2 separate regions of the Homo sapiens genome follow, and region 2 is linked to region 1. Evidence: read pairs that join two places in POLR2A ChIA-PET (ENCODE). Cell type or tissue: Caco-2. All regions are shown on one strand.

Evidence for each region. Peaks named below come from ENCODE experiments on the same cell type or tissue, not always from the same donor. Only the 100,000 strongest peaks of a DNase experiment are listed, where the experiment ranks them.
Region 2: POLR2A ChIA-PET joins it to region 1 with 5 read pairs; 2 of 35 experiments call an interaction of 5 or more read pairs at or near these places.

The regions. Positions count from the first base shown.
Region 1 is chr2:166,727,923-166,730,422 of GRCh38, forward strand. No RefSeq gene overlaps it. Among named protein-coding and RNA genes, the nearest start is that of XIRP2, 160 kb to the right of the region's middle. In Caco-2, no CTCF peak of the experiment used is centred here; no DNase peak of the experiment used is centred here.
Region 2 is chr2:166,627,391-166,629,890 of GRCh38, forward strand. No RefSeq gene overlaps it. Among named protein-coding and RNA genes, the nearest start is that of SCN7A, 130 kb to the left of the region's middle. RefSeq lists an enhancer at 1,144-1,644. In Caco-2, no CTCF peak of the experiment used is centred here; a DNase peak (open chromatin) is centred at 1,291.

The sequences.
Region 1 (2,500 bases):
TTTACAAACAAAAAGCAAACAACTGCATTAAAAGGTGGGCAAAGGACATAAACGGACACTTTTCAAAAGAGGACGTAACACTTAGCCAACAAGCATATGAAAAAGTGCTCAACATCAGTAATCATTAAACAGACACAAATCAAAACTACAATGAGATACCATCTCACACCAGTCAGAATAGCTATTACTCAAAAGTCAAAAAATAACAGATGATGCTGAGATTGTGGAGAAAAGGAAACCCGTATACACTGTTGGTGGGAATATAACCATTGGAAAGCAGTATGGCGATTCCTCAAAGAGCTAAAAGCAGAACTACCATTCAATCCAGCAATTCCATTACTGGGTATATACCCAGAAAAATATAAATCATCCTACTATAAAGACACATGCATGTAAATGCGCACTGCAGCACTATTCACAACAGCAAAGGCATGGAATCAACCTAAATGTTCATCGATAATAGACTGGAGAAAGTAGTATGTGATGAAGAAGAAGTAGAAACCCTTTGTTGAGGGAACACAGAAAGTCTTCCGGACATAGCATAGAATGCTTCTGAAAGGGGAAACATTTGAGTTCAGGGTTGAACAAAGAATAAAAGGTCTTCATGAATATGAAGATATGCGTGGGTAGGAATGCATTTAATGGAGAGGAGGGAAATGAAAAATAACTTTCTTTAGTTAATCTTCAGAGAAGGTATAATTAAAGATATCAGGGACAAACCATGTGTAGCACATTTAAGAAACTGCAGGAAGTTTAATGTTCCTAGAGTTCTTGCTGCATATGGAAAGATGATGGCTAGAGAGGGAAGATGGAAAGAAACAGGCATTACTCCCAGTGGAAAGGCGTTTTGGCTTGACTGTCAATGTAATAGCATGACTGAAGGTCTTTAAGTCAATCACGTCTTTATTTAGAAATTTGGTTGTGGTTATATTGTGGATGGATTAAATATAGGGAGCTAGAGAAAGTAGAAAGCTATTGAGGAATTCCAGGAGAGAAGGTGTAAAGGCAGAGGATAAAGCATCAGAAGTGGAATTTGAAAAGATTTCTAGGCAGTAGAACTAATAGGACGTGGTGAAAGATTGAATGTAAGAGGTGAGATGAAAGAGCCTAGAATTATTCTCAGCCTTCTTGCATGAATGGCACAATGGAAAAACGTGCCAGTAACTAAAATGGGAGAAAATATGAAAAGCTTGGGAAAAGTCTATGAAAGATACAAATGTATATTTTTGAGGCTGACTTAAAAATAAATGACTATATCTGTTAGTGGAGTCGTTAGTGTGTTGTTTGAATTACCATAGTTATTTGTTTATATGCACAATTTATATTATTTATATCTTGCCAGCTTTTGAAGATAGACATCTTATAAGTGGCTAACTTTCTTTTTATATTATCCACTCAAGTACACACAGTTTTGATGATGATAAAACTATATCTAGGAAAATCAGATACACCCTTAGAGCAGAAAACACCTCCCATTAAGTTTTGAATCTTCGCTTAAAAAGCTTTCAGTTTCTAAATCTTCTCCGTCTTGAAGATGAATGACTGTATTTCAACATTAATCAATTTCAAGCATAGGAGGAAAATAGATTTGTGCATTCTTTGAAGATAACATTGGGAGAGCCGTTTAAACTAGACAATTTCCACTTAGAATAGCACCACGTGTTTAAAATGCAGTCAGACGATGATCTGTTTTTTTGTTTCAGTTCATTCAAGGGTTCCAAGATGAGACTCAGCCACTAAACAGAGTGAAGCATGGACATTTATGATGATATCCTCATTTCCACCTACTGAAATGCAAAGGGACTGGGAAATGCTTTGTTAAATGAGTAATTGTCCAAAGAGTGCTGTACTCATCACCCTCACCCTTCAGGGAAGGGTGAGGTTTCTCCCAGAAAAGGACTAAGGAAATAATAGATGCAATCTTCCGGCCTTTTGGGGCTGATGGACCAGGTCTTTGGTGATTGTGTATCTGTTAACACACCTCCCTACTCAGTGACATATATGTCATCTTTCTTGACTCTTCTATTCAACTTAATCAGATCAGCCAAGGAAAGAATTGAATACTTTATGCCAAATCGCTTCTCTGGCATTTTCTGATTGGAACCCATTTTCTCAACTCCTCTGCCATCCCTTTTTCTTTCCCTAGGTCCACTCTAGTCAGGAGTGGAAAAGTCAAGAAGGGTATGGAATTTTAAATGAGCTTCCTTGCAAAGAAAGTAATTTTGCAAGAATTGGCATTTTGTCCTCATCTTTTTGTTCTTTTGTGTAATGACCTCTCTACTGAAGAGACACAGTCCTCTGGCTTTAAACCGTGAATGAGGGATGATACAGTATGTCTCTTGGCTCATTTGGCTGCCTCTGGATGACCCATTTTATTTTCTGCAAGTACCAGATCTTGCTCAGTATTCCTGACATTGAAATCTACACAACCCCTGTAAAGATCTGTAGACTCTCTTAAACTAAGTAATATGCATTAAAAAGCAAACATAACTTAAAAACA
Region 2 (2,500 bases), 100 kb before region 1:
CTTTTTACAGAATCCCATATTTCTTGGAGGTTTTGTTCATTTCTATTCATTCTTTTTTTTCTTTGTGTCTGACTGTATTATTTCAGAAATCCAGTCCTCAAGCTCTGAGATACTTTCCTCTGCATGGTCTATTCTGCTATTAATACTTGTGATTGCATTAGGAAATTTTTGTAGTGTATTTTTTAGCTCTATCAGGTCTGTTAGTTTTTTTATAGTAGCTATTTTGTTTGTCAGCTGCTGTATCATTTTATTGTGATTCATAGATTCTTTGGATTGGTTTTGGATGTACTCTTGAATCTCACTGATCTTTATTTCTATCCATATTCTGAATTCTATTTCTGTCATTTTAGCTATATCTGCCTGGTTAGCAACCCTTTCTGGAGAACTGATGTAGTCATTTGGAGGACAGAAGAAGTCTGGCCTTTTGAGTTTTTGTATTGTTTTTTTCTCTTCTGCATGTTTGGGTGTTCGTTTAACTGCAGTGTAAATCAGGTACAGTGAGTAGGCTTCTTTTGCGGATGTTTTCAGAGGCCTGAGGCTTTATGCAAAGTCTTTATTTGTAGCTGACTTCTTGTCATTGGTTTCACTGAGAACTGTGTTAGTGAAGTATTTTTGGTGTTGAAGTTGTGGGGTGTGATCCAGTAGGTGGCACTTAAGCATAATGGTCAGTAGATAGGCTCTTGCTCAGTTATATGGCTCTTCTGTATTTCCTCACAGTTGCACTTCTGCTCTCTCTTAAAGGTCTGAATGTGTGGGCTACTCCCCCACTTGAGTGCTGGCTGCAGATTACTACTTTAGTACTCCTGGGCTACACAGCGCAGTTGTGAGGTGATGTCAGGGTTTCTGTTCCCTCCCCAAATTGGAGGCAGCACAGGAAGGGGCTTTAGCAGTGGTTGTGCCCCAGAAAGATGCAGAGCTGCAATCAGTCAGTATGATTGGCCTGGGATGGTGGGCTGCACTGTGGGTCCCAGCTAGGTAGTGGGGAGCAGGTGCCTGGTAATGGGCAGTGGGGTGGGACCTGTGAGAGACAGGCCTTTTTTCCTTAGGGAAACTGCAGCTTGCTGGAAGGGTGGATAAGGAACTTAGAGTCTTGGTTCTTTGCCCAGTGGGAGGGAAGCAGGGGCAGTACCACTGCAGAGGCAGTGGCCAAGGGGCTTTCAGTTGCCCCTTGGAGCTCCACCTCCAAGAAACACAGTCACTGGTACTGAAAGTATTCAGCTAGAGGGCAGGGCAGCTGCACTGCTAGCCTGAGCTGGGAGGTCAGCTTGATAAGGGGGGTGGGGCTTGACGGCTCCAGGAAGAAAAACTGGTCTCTCCTCTTTATGGTGACTGTGGCATGCTGTATGCTTGGTGTAGCCCTCAGGCTCTTTATTTCTTCCCCAGACTGAGGGCAGCAGGGGCAAAACTGCTGCTGTGGCAGTGGCAGAGGGGCTACTGATTGCCTCTGGGAGCCTCTCCCCAGGGAAACTCAGAATCACTACCATTGGGTATGCTCAGCTGTGGGTGGGGTAGCTGTTCTGTGGTTCTGAACCAGGATTCCTGCTTGATAAAGAGTGGGGGATGGGCATTCCCAGGGTAGAGGGACTGTATTGGTCTCTGTATGGTGGTTGCTGTGTGCTGGAGGTGCTAGTGACTAGGTTCTTTGTTTCTTCCACAGCTTGAGGGCAGTTATGGCAGTACCACTGCAGCTGCAGTGGCAGGGGAGTTGTGGGTTGACTCTAGGATTTCCTCCTTAGAGAAATGTGGAGCTGCCTCTGATTGAAGTGATCAGTTGGTAGCAGAGTGGTTGTGCTGGAGTCCCAGGTTGGGTGGCCCTGCCCGTGAGATGTGAGGACAGGAAACTGTATGGAAGGCAATTTGGCCCCTTTTCCATCGGGTGACTGCACTGTGCTAAAGGTCTGTGCCAGTCCCTAGTCACCTCTCCAGAACCTGTAGGCAACAATAATGAATGCTATGAGTGATTATTGTGCTGAGGAAAAGATGTATATTCTGCAGCCATTGTATGAAATGTTCTGTGAACATCTATTAGGTCCATTTGGTCTATTGTGCAGATTAAGTCTGATGTTTCTGTGTTTATTTTCTGTCTGGCTGATCTGTTCAATGCTGAAAGTGGAGTGTTAAAGTCTCCAGCTATTATTATATTGAGGTCCATCTCTTTCTTTAGCTCTAATAATATCTGCTTTATACATCCGGGTGCTTCAGTGTTGGATGCATATATATTTACAATTATTATATCCTCTTGCTGAATTGACTTATCATTATATAATGACCTTCATCTCCTATAGGTTTTGTTTTGACATCTATTTTGTGTAATATAAGGTATAGCTAGTACTACTCTTTTCCTGCACCCATTTGCATAGAATATTTTTTCTATCCTTTTATTTTCAGTTAATGTGTGCCTCCATAGGTTGTATGTTTCTTGTAGACAACAAATTGTTGGGTCTTGTTTTTTTATCCATTCAGCCACTATTTCCCTACATTGGAGGGCTTAGTCCATTTA